Regions from separate parts of the Mus musculus genome. Here region 2 is linked to region 1. A link is a loop called in an ENCODE intact Hi-C map of the cell type or tissue named here. Cell type or tissue: left cerebral cortex. All regions are shown on one strand. Each heading gives the region's core, and the rest is flanking DNA. Links, peaks and the distances in the headings are about the cores only.

Region 1 (6,097 bases), core at 743-5,742:
TACTTGAATACCAAAAGTATTCAAAAACAAACTGTTATACTAGAAGAGCTATTCAATATTCTCCCTAGTCTAGCTGTACGCTAGGTCTTGAGGACATAGAATAGAGTTTCAATGTTTTGACACATTGCATTCAAAAGCTATTTGATTTAGCAGATTATGGGTTCTGCTTTTGAAAAATGACATGTTTGCTGCTGTGGTTAAAAGAAAAATCTTTGTAAAGATAATCTCATTTCAACCCAATGGCTTTGGGACGGTTACGTTCCCCGTCACTGCTGCTGATCAGCTACATTCCTCCCAGGCACACAGGCTTACTCAGTGCCATCACTTGTAAAGGGACTAACATCATAACATTTGTAAGTGCCAGCATCACACGAGCCTGCAGCACACAAATTAAAGCTCTTCCCGGCTGGCCTAAGTGCTTCATCAAGTAGCAGAGATGCTGCAGTTTAGATGTGGTTTTTGTTCCCCAAAGGCTCAAAGGCAGAATTGGTGCTCAATGTAGTGATATGGGGGTGGGGGGAACCATTAAGGAATGAGGTCTACTGAGTGGCAATGAGGTGACTGAATCATGACTACCCTCATTAAAGGATCGATGCAGGTCTCAGTAAATTAGTTCTATAGAGAGTTATTTGTTATGATATAAGGCTGGTCCCTCACCTGACTCCTGGTTCTTTTCTGACCATGAAAACCTTCTGGCATGCACTTTTACCATAGGGTGCAATCAGGGACCTTGGAAATTTCAACCATCAGAACCATGAGACAACTCAATTTCTTTCACTTATATGTTACCCATCCTTGGGCCTTTTGTTATAGCTACACACAATGAACCAAGACTCTCTGCTATCACTCATAAGCATTTGGGAATTTGGGAGCCATCACTTCTCATGAATTCTGCTTTATCAGTTGTCGCTGGAGACATCCCCCTCCTGGTGCTGGTAAAGGAGAGAGGGAAGGCATTTTGCTTATTCAGAGACGGAAAGTACCTATATCAGATCTAATCTAGATGATCCCAAAGGTCCCCTCTAAACTTAAAATCTTGAACTTATTGCATAACTTAGAACCCACACAGAGGAGCGGTATGGGATCATCGCCCTGGAATCCATGGTCTGAACATAGATCCAAAACCATGTGCAAGAACAGTCTGAGAAGAATGCGCCTTCTCACTACCCTTACCTTTTAATTTTTATTTCAGTGGTATCACCAATTTTGACTTATTTTTTTTCCCTTAGCTTTTTAAGTGCATGGAAGTGTTGAGTCTCTTGTTTTCTCAGAAGAGATTTTTCTCCTATTTCACATCTCTATTTTTTTTGCTTTCGTTCTCTCTAAAATACAATTTTTTTTATATAGACGCTTGCCTTTTTCAAAGTAGTGAAAGGACATCCAGTGGAAATACCTCACACAAAAGGAGATAATAATTGCTGGTTTGCAAAGTGTACGTTCTTGATTTTATAGCTGAAGTCTAAAAAATGAGCCCATTTTTTTCTCTCAGCTGTTCTAAACCGAGTGACCATATGCACTGAGAACATGGGCTTACATTTTAGCCCTTTCCCACTAAAGAGCAGCTTGAGCTTCATTTCTGCATAGATAGGAGCAATTTTTCTTTCTTTTTCTCCTTCTCTCCTTCTCTCTCTCTCTCCCTCTCCCTCTCCCTCTCTCTCCCTCCCTCCCTCCCTCCCTCCCTCTTTCTTTCTTTCTTTCTTTCTTTCTTTCCTTCCTTCCTTCCTTCCTTCCTTCCTTCCTTCCTTCCTTCCTTCCTTCTTTCTTTCTTTCTTTCTTTCTTTCTTTCTTTCTTTCTTTCTTTCTTTCTTTCTTTCTTTCTTTCTTTCTTCTTCCTCACTTTCTTTCTTTCTCTTGCATTGAGATCAATAACCCACTGCTTAATGGTAAGTATGATAACTTCATAATCCACACTTGAAACTCAAATACCATCACCTTTAGTACCTCAGCATGCCAATGGCAGAAGTAAGTGCTGTTCATTAAGATCCCTACAGAACCGCCCACACACTCCTCATCAAATCACGGGCGACAAACTGGCTCACTATGTTTCCACAATAACATGGAGATTGGAAATGCAAAAGTTAAATATAAATCTTCATAGAAGTTTCAGTAATTTTTAATAATTTGTTCTTTTGTGGCACGCATATGTGAATGATATATATTTCCTACAGCAACAGGAATTCATTTCCCCACATCTGTAATATCTGCAGTAAGCTAAATTAAAAATGCATTTGTACTTGTACAGTTAAATGATCATATTTAATGAAATGTCAGAGATGAATCTTAGCAAGTAGCTAGGAAATTATTTTAGAGGGTACAGCATTTTATTACTTGTAGTCAGGGAAAAGCGTAGTGATTAAACAAATGGTTTACTGCTCTGAGGTGGTGGCTGCATAAAAATAGGAAAGGATTGTGGCTAGACCAATACCACCATTTTTCCATCCTTTGACCTCTTTCTTCTGTGGCTTCCTCCACTCTTATGAAATCTTTAAAAGAGGATTTATATCTTTTTAATGTATGTGTGTGTGTGTGTGTGTGTGTGTTTGAGCCTGCAGGAATATATGTGCACCACGTATATGTAGGTACCCACAGGGGCTAGAAGGTCTCAGATATCCTGGAACCAGAGTTACAGGTAGTGCTGAGCTGCCATGTCAGTGATGGAACCTGAGCCCTCTGCAGGAACAGTAAGTGCTCCTAACCAGTGAGCCATCTCACTCGCCCTTCCTCTGGAGTCTTGAACCAGTGGGTCACAGTAAGAGGGACATAGACCATTAGGAACTGGACATGATGCAAATGTACCACTCATAGTAGGTCCACAACCAAGTTTGCATTAGTCAGTCTTCCCTTTACTATAACAAAATACCTAAGGTAGGATGAATGATAAAGACAAGACATCATTGATTGACCTTGGATACTGGAAGCTAAAAGTCCAATTTAGGCAACTCTGCTTGCTTGGGTTTTGACCAGAGCTTTGAGGTCTCGTGATTGCCAGAGTGAGATTGTGAAAGGTTCAACAAGTCAGACCCACTCCTTTATTTTCCCTAAAGTAAATATCTGTTTTGAAAAAGGATTACGTATGTGTGTGTGTGAATATATATCACATGTGTGTGTATACCCTTGGAGATTAGAAGCAGGCATTGGATCCCTTGGAGCTGGAGTTATGGATGGTTGTGAGTCAGCTGACATGGGTGCTGGGAAACATGGGTGCCCAGAGCCTCTGAAAGAGTGGATTCTTGGGTGTTGTAGTGGTTATTCCTGGTTGTCAACTTGACTATATTTGGAATGAACTACAATCCAGAATTGGAAGGCTCACCAGTGACCCTTATCTGGAGGCTTGGAGATCCTTATCTGGATCTTGGTTTGAAGATCTTGAGCCATAGTGGCTATGGATTCCAGAAGATTGAATCTCCGAGTTTAAGGAACACACCTTTAATCTGGGCTACGCCTTTCATCTGGGATTAAAGGTGTGGTGGAACACACCTTTAATCTGGGCTACACCTTCTGCTGGAGACAATATAAGGACATTGGAAGAAGGGAGTCTAGCTCGAGCTCTTGCTCCTTCGCCTGCTTGCTGCGTGAGACTGAGTAACTGCTAGATCCTTGGACTTCCATTCACAGCTGCGACTGAATCATTGTTGGGAATTGGGCTGCCAACTGTAAGTCATCAATAAATTCCTTTACTATCTAGAGACTAGTCATAAGTTCTGTGACTCTAGAGAACCCTGACTAATACAGGTGTTGAGCTTTCTCTCCACGCCCTGACCTGTTCTTTCCAAGGCCAGTACCATCATTATTTTGTGCTAAGTCCTACCTCATAAACACTAACCATTTCTCAGCATTCTACCTAGAGGGAAAGACTTGCAACAGATGGGTTCACTCTAGTCGTATCTAATCTAGGCATTTCTAAAGCATAGACAGATGGGTTGAGCAAGAGACTCAGGTCAGTTGGATAAGAATAGTATCATAATTGCTTTTCTATTCCTGTGATGAGACACCATGACCAAAATAAAAGAGAGTTGGCAAGGGGTGGGGGACTGTAATTTTCAAAGGGCCCATCTGCAACCACCATTGCAGGGAGCAAGATAGCAGACAGGCAGGCATGACAGTGAAGCAGTAGCTGAAAGCTTGCATATTGATCCATAACCACGAAGCAGAGAGTTAATTGGAATGGTATGGGCTCATTCAAAGACCCACCCTAGTGACATACTTCTTCCAACTAGGCCACATCTCCTTCCCAAACAGTTCCACCAACTAGGGACCAAGCATCTAAGTATACAGATCTATGGATGCCATTCTTATTCAAATCACTACAAATAGCAATTCGTTTGTCAAAGAAGAATGGACTAGGTCAGCTACAACTTCATCCATCATGGGCATTTGGCATGGATTTTAAGGAAACTAATGCAGGAGGATGATTGAAGGTTTGTAAGGGTGTTGTGGGTAAGCAGGCATAGGGAGACTGAGGACAGGCAGTATTAGTCAAGGAAGGAGCAGAGAAAGAGGAGAGAGCTTGAAGGAAGAGCACAAATCAGCTGAAAGGTCACTGTGGCTATCGTGTGAACAGTGAGACCTTAATTTGATACCAGGACAGGACCACATTGACACAAATCTCACACACACAATTAGATAGTAGAGCCCTCCAAAAATAAGAATAAGAACAATCAGTTGATTTAGCTCGTATTATGGCTTGAACTATGGTCTCTATAAGACACACTTGGAAATCCCAGGCCTTTGTATCTTGTCCTGTGCCCTTATTTGGAAATGGGATCATTACAGATATAAGTATATAAGGAGAGGACATTCATGAGTGGGGTAGGGTCTTAATGCAGTATGCCTGGTGTCCTCATAAAGTTGTGAGTAATCTGCAGGTAGAGGACCATATGACAGCAGAGGTGGAGCTTGAAGGGGCACAGCTAAAAACTGAAGAGGCTTGGGCAGACATCAGCACCACCAGAGGCTTGAAGGAACAAGGAAGGATTCTTTTTAGAGCTTTCAAAGACCAAGTATCCCTGAGGACATTATGAGCCCAGACTCTCCTAGAACTGTGAATCAGGAAGTTGCTATTGCTTTAAGTAATCTGGTTGTGGAATTCTTTTATGGCAGCCCTGGAAATTCCATATGGCTGCTCCAGCACAATTAGAAGTGGGGGGAGTAGTACGTCATCTTTCAATGGATTGACGTAAACTTTTTACCGTTACCTAGAATTAGAGGGATCTTATTGAGGCGTGACTAAAGGGGCCACTGTAACAGCAATGAAAAGGATAAATATTTGAAAATACGCAAGAGTCAATGGTGAGGAAAATAGGTATTTGTCTTTACATCTAATTACAACTTTTGATTAATTTTTGTTATTTAAAGTTAGTGTGTGTGTGTGTGTGTGTGTGTGTGTAGAGGTGTGTTGGATCCTTGGAGTTTTGAAGTTGGAGTTATTAACTATTGTGGGTGGGTTTGGGACAAATGAAACTGTGCCACTAAGCAGAACTGGTTAAGGTTAGAAAACCCCAGTAAATCTCATTATTGAGGACTGTAGGTGTTAGGCTCCTGGCCAGACTATCTGCCTTGGAACATATGACCATGATACTTCACTAAGAGGACTATGACAACTGGTCACCTATTATAAAACCCTAGATTCTTTCTGCTAATGTGGTATCTAGATAGACTTCCAGGGTTTAGCTAATGAGCTTCTCTTCCTGGGCATTCCTTCCTGTAAAAGGTATTTAATCTCTGATTCACCATAAGTAAGAGGTATATATCTACATCCACCATGAATAAAACAGTTTGGATAAGCAAGAGTCATCTCCTTCATCAAGGACTGACCCCAGGGAGGTCTTCCCCATACACCACTCCCCAGTCTCCTATAGAAGTCCCTCCATACTCCTGGCACTTACTCATCCCTAAGCAGTCCCAGGCTCAGCATGAGCCTGAGGACCTCTGTTCTCAACTCCTTGCAGTCCCCAGCAGAATTTGGGTACTCAGGAGTTTGAGAGCCACAGTACCCGTACCAGATTTTGCTGTTTCTCAACCTGAAGAACACAGACTTGCATCCCTATCTTAGACTTCATTCTGCCTTCCATGAGTGGCAGGTTGGCACTATGGTATC
Region 2 (6,097 bases), core at 593-5,592, 230 kb after region 1:
CCCGATTGAGTAGGAATACAAAACCTGGCAGAGGCACAAGCAGTAAAATGACTACCACACTGAAACGGGAAACGCAGGGGTTTGCACACACAGCATAGTTAACCTACTCAAAATCTGTGCTACGAATAAACATTACTACAGCAACATTATTATCACTGCCCTATGGCTCAAGTTTCTAGAAATAATGGCTGATTCTAGTGGCCCATGAACCAGTATCTAAATGCATATATAGCATTACATAACGAAAAATCCATGGCATATGAACCCTTCCATATACTTTTATATTTTACTTATTGAAGCAGATTTTATCACTCTAAAAGCATGAACACGACAAAATCCTTAAAGCTACTTATAAGATATGAAAAAATACCCTGAACATTGGAGGGTGTAAAAGATATGAGAATCATCACTGTAATTTCCCCAGCCACTTTCACTCCAGCTTCTTAGCCTCCTCACCGAGCGGTGTGTCAAACACCGTCTAACTGATATGCCTGCTACAAGTCAGCTATGCTCCCCAGCATGTGTGGACTTCTCACAAGTAAAACTTTTGACTTTCAAATGAACACACTGAAGCTTCAGATTGTAACCACCCCAAAGGAGAGCCAGAAGTATCCTAGGATAGGAACCAAGACTTCAGTTTAAAGCCTGTGGACCTCTTGGCTACCTTGAGTTTCCAGGTGACCTGCTTGGTCTTAATTCTAAGGCCATCTTTACCCCAGCCATGAAGAGTGACAAGCGATCACAAAAATGCCTTCCAAAGCTCAGGTTCCTGTTATGGAGATGTTACTTATGATGCCCCATGCTGTGCCCCGACAGCAACAGGAAGCATAGCTGCTTTAATGTAGTGTGTTCCACCTGAACAGCAAAGCAAGTATGCTCTTGCTGTCTGTCTGTCTCTGTGTCTGTCTGTGTGCCTGTCTCTCTCTATCTATCTCTCTGTCTCTCTCTCTTTCACACACACAGAGACACACACACACACACCAACACACACAAACACATTTTCCTATATAAAAACAAAACCAGAAGATGTTTTTATCTTTAGAATACTTTAAAATCCAGTAGGCATCTAAAAGACACAATTTAGAAGACTAGGGAAATAGCTTAGGAATTAAGAATGTGGATTGCAAAGTCAGGTTCTTAGTACTCATGTTGGGTGGCTCACACTCCAACTCTAAGGGGATCTTGACCTCTGCTGGTATCTACCTTCATGCACTAGTACACACACACACACACACACACACACACACACACACACACACACACACACACTTTCTCCCTCTAATATTATACAGTTAAAAATAAAATAAAAATATTTTAAAAGACATTTGAATAGAAGGAAAGACCTTGGTCTTACACTGAGAGAATTATGTACAGATGTCATGTCCCTAAATTAACTTAGAAGTCAATGTCCCACCAATCACAATCCCAGTGGAATCTCTAGTTTATGGGAGGCTTCTAGTAACTCGTCCTAATGATGGGGAATGAATGAAGCTGCTCATGTTTCTGTGGGTGGAGGCAGATATCAAGGTTAGAGAATTCAGTTCAGACGCTTCTGTGAGGATGTGAGATCTTTTTTTTTAAAGGCATCTAAAACAAGTGGGAAGGGTGGGATGTGTAATATACAGAATTGGGTTTTAGCAGGAACTATTTAATAAAAATTGGAAATTATAAAACTAGTAAGTAACATAGATGAAAATTTTAAAATCTTGAGTTGGAAAAGGCTTTGACATGTAGCCAGAAACCATCAATAAGAATTATAAACTTCCACATTGAGTATAACCCAAAGAGGAACACAAACAGAAGAAAAACAATGTCACAGAGGATTTTGTAAACAGATAAAAGATTACCGAAATTAATGAGAAAAATATTGATCAGTTATACAATGAGCTCTTAGCAATGACAGGCTTTTTTCTGACCTTTTTTCTGACCTTCCACAGTATTCTTATGTTCACGTCAGTGATAAAGTAGATTAAAATGCACATTAAGTCTTTGGCACTGTAGCTATTTCATAAAACCAGCAGTGCGCCTTACAGACTCGAGGAAGTGCTGGGGTCCTCACCATCTCCGAGTTGGAAGCATTGTGCAGTTTCATGGCCTTCTCCTGAACGTTCCCAATGACAGCGTCTGCACACAGCGCCAGGGAGATAAGCATCACACCTTCAAGGAATAAGAGAGTGATCCTCTTTAAACACGCGGACGGGAAGCAAGGTTGGCCAGAAATCTAACTGGGCTAAACAAAATCAAAAGCATGCTGTCACTCCCATTTGGCTGGAATGCTGCCTACTCTGATCTGTAGCTTGCTTTGGTAGGCACACAGTAATGATATTAACATAAAAAAGACGGACACCACCAAACTGATTAATGCTGCCATCAGGACCACACTCATCACAGTTCTCCTTTTAGCAAGGATGGTGTGATGGAAGAACAAGTGTAGGAGAAAGAAACTCTTCGATCTACTGGGACTGGGAGCTGCACAAACGATCAGAAGGGGAAAAGAGAAACACCCAATATTTAGAGAAAACACACACACACACAGTGTCTTTCTAAAATGTTCAATTTAAAAGGAACACACGGGCATTTGCCAAGGTCACTTCTGGGGCATGGCTCCTGCCTGGAACTCTACACTGTCTCCTCTATAAGTCGTACTCATGTTCCCCGACCCACGCTTTCCAGGGAGCGCAGTTGACAAGTGCAGCTCCAGCTCAGGATCTGCCCTCGATTCCGCAGATGTCTCAGCTGCATCTAATGCAACAGTGACTTCGTTAGCCTGCCAGTCAAACTGTCCCAGTAGCTGATCATATAAGCAAACGTCCCTTTCTTTCATGTCCTGAGGAGAATGTGAACAGGATTAAGTTATCGCACACTAAATAGCATAGTTTGGGTGATAGCACTCACTCCTAGGAAGCAGCACACAGGTGTTCATGAGAACGACCAACCGTCATCCCTGAGCCTCACATAGGAAGGAAAGGGAGTCACAGTTCTCTCTGTGGTCTCATGGCCTCACAGGCTGAAGTGTAAGCCAGTGGCTCTCACCTTCCTAAAGCTGTGACCCTTCAGTACAGGTCCTCATTTGTAGTGACCCCCAACCATACAATTATTTTCATTGCTACTTCCTCAGTGTAATTTTGATGTTATGAATGGTAATGCAAATCTCTGACATGCAAGGTATCTGCTACGTGATTCCTGTGGAAGGGCCATTCAATCCCCAAAGGGTCAGCTGTGAACCGCTGCTCTAAAAGCAGAGGGGACCAGTGCCCACCAGTTTCTTTCATGAAGTATGCTGGGTTGTATTTCTCCCAAATGTAGTCATGGAACTCAGGACGTAGAAGCTCCCAGTGCCCGAGGTGCACCTTCCTTGGCTGTCCCGCCCGTCCCTCTGCTGCCCTCTCACTGCTGTGTGTGTGTGTGTGTGTGTGTGTGTGTGTTTTCTCAGCCCTGAGGTGATGTCACATAAAGTCAAGACAAAAGCAACTAACCCTTGGTGCTCTTTACCCGAGAGTGGGCCTGATTTGTTCTGGAGAGTTCTGATATCTGTTGATACGATCTCTTCTTTCAAACGAAGACCATCGTTCTTAATTACTAAAGAGCACAGCAAATGGACTATTGAAAGGGAGTGAGTACACGGAGTGGGTAAGGTTTGTCTTAATCGTTTGGAGAGTGCTTTTCTGACTCTATTGACTTGGAACAGCACACCCTGCCACACCCAAATGTTATCATTCTATAGCCAAGTGTTGCTTTCAACACTTCCTAGTTTCCAGAGAATCATTTTCCATCTAGTCACACTCAACTTTACACGCACGCACACGCGCGCGCGTGCGCGCGCGCGCGCACACACACACACACACACACACACACACACACACAGTACAGTACAGTCAGAAGCATAAATGGGTCACCAAGAAGTAGTGAATACTGTACAGCAGAGAGTCCGAAACATAGAGAGGTTGATTTCACTGTTTTTCGTAAAGGTTAAATTTAAACAGGACTAGGATACAGTTTATAAACAGAATGAGTACACAGTTATGATCACCTCAAGCACACCGTTAGCCTGGCCACAGGGTAGGGGGGAGTGTTATTTGCAAGCTTCGAACAGCATGAAAAATGGTTCCCACACCTTCTGCCATCTCCTCCTCTCCTCCCACCAGCTCTGTAGGAGGCAAAGTGTTCTCTCCATACTACAGAAGGAGAATAAAGGGACTGCAAGTCACCCAGAAATTCTTGGTTATATTTTTACTAAATTTAATCTCACTCATTGCAAATTCGTGCCTTTTCTAACTTTGTTTTTCAACTAGAAGAGCCGATGGTGTCTGTTTCAGGCAACCTCTTGAAATGAAAGTCTGTGATGTAAAAATAAAGATTTCCTGAAAATTCTTGACTCTTGACGGCGAGAGGTGTGACTGTGAGAACACTCTGTATATGCAGGGAGGTTCCGATGAAAGCTGAGACCCCAAGCCCCCAGGACTGTGGCTGCTAGAGGGCTGCCCCCAGGCCCAACTCGTTCTATTTAAACACGGAGAACAGGCTGGTAACTAAGGCTAAGAAGACTGACTGATAACCGGTCTGACTGATGAAAACAAGTGTGGCTCTAATGTAACCGGTATTTTCATTATGGAGATAATTAGCTTATACAGTGAGCTTGCTGGTATTCCAATACTGCCTTTCTGCTTGGTCTCTTGTGCTTTTTTGTTTTTGTTTTTCTGATGTGGAAACTTTAAGTGTAATTTTAGTCAACACTGTGTTCTTAGTAAAACTTAGTAAGTATACTGTACATGTAGTAAATGCCCCACAAACAACTTATCTGAATGATTATTAAACTAGACAGTGTTCTAGTGCCTATTTCTATCCCTGGACATATTGAAAGACTTATTTGGCTTTTGAAAAATATAAATTTTAATTGACAAAAGTTAGTATAGCACACATTGGAGGAAACTTAAATCACACACAAATAATTCTAATTTATATCATCATGATTTCCCCACAACTTCTGTGTGCAGGTACAGATCAGCACACACATGCCGACTCTCATGTCTGGCAGCTACTGATGCACCTGGAGCCTCTAGTCACGCACCTCCACGTCACAGCGCTAGAGCTGCGATACTTTTCCTATCATTGGAAAGTCCGAGTGAGAGCCTTGTTAAGTGTGGGACCCACGGACATTATAACATCATTTAGAGTCCTCAAGAAATCTTACAAATTCTTATTCAAAATAAAATTCAACTTAGGGATACAAATCCATTCCTCACCTGTCAGATTAAAGTTTGGTGCAATTGTGCTGTCAGCGAGGGTAAACCAGATCAGGCCCAGGCTCATGCACACTGCGGCAGACACATCTGCAAGGTTGTACCGCTTTCCTATGTGAGACAAGAGGAAGATGGCCTCATTATGCAAATAGTTGCCTGGCCTGCCGTCCACTCACAGTGCCTCACCAGGCAGAATATGGATCGATGTGCTGTTCATGCCTAATACCCAAAGCATAAGGAACACTCAGAGCAAGCATACAACAATCCTAGGAGGTTTTAGTTTCAACCAGGCACTGCATGTTCTTGTAAGACAGAAATGGGATCCTATTTTAGTTATTATGACAGGAAAACAAAAATCAAAACCACTCACATGCACCGACCGCTTACTTCAGAGTATGTGGCCGGAGAATGCACCTGAGGGGATTTTGTTGTAACATCATCAGGCACTCACACAGACTGAGATGGACGTGATGTCTTTGGGCAAATTTATCTCAGGGGAGTATTATCATAATCCCAGTCTACGGGTGAGCAGGCTTCCTTATACAGTACATGACTGCAATTTGGGAAGACTGAAAAAAATAAAGGATACCCCTCAATTTTAACTATTGATAGAAATGAGTATGTCTTTTATTTATTAAAAGGCTGTGTATGTTCTTGAAGTTCATAAGCTTAAGTCTACTGAGGGAAGAGAGTAATGGGCCTGGCTATTTTAAACACTGTTTCAGCTTATAAATACCAATGTGAAGACCATTAGACAGGGGAGAATTCACTCATTTTCCTTTGCCTCTATTTACAAAGTGACATGTATTCTAACCTTTGGTAAAGATTCTAAGGTAATGTATGTGCCTAGTCAGAAG

The links. Peaks named below come from ENCODE experiments on the same cell type or tissue, not always from the same donor. Only the 100,000 strongest peaks of a DNase experiment are listed, where the experiment ranks them.
Region 2: it touches region 1 in a loop (4-fold over the local background); 2 of 42 quality-filtered maps call a loop at or near these places.

The regions. Positions count from the first base shown.
Region 1 is chr13:38,706,480-38,712,576 of GRCm38, forward strand. No RefSeq gene overlaps it. Among named protein-coding and RNA genes, the nearest start is that of Eef1e1, 50 kb to the left of the region's middle. In left cerebral cortex, for the core only: no CTCF peak of the experiment used is centred there; DNase peaks (open chromatin) are centred at 1,486, 3,111 and 3,987; H3K27ac peaks cover 1,753 bases.
Region 2 is chr13:38,937,816-38,943,912 of GRCm38, forward strand. Slc35b3 (solute carrier family 35, member B3) reads right to left here. Exons shown (of 10, transcript NM_134060.4): 5 at 5,244-5,351; 6 at 2,060-2,157; 7 at 1-24. Among named protein-coding and RNA genes, the nearest start is that of Slc35b3, 20 kb to the right of the region's middle. In left cerebral cortex, for the core only: no CTCF peak of the experiment used is centred there; DNase peaks (open chromatin) are centred at 2,643 and 4,191; H3K27ac peaks cover 395 bases.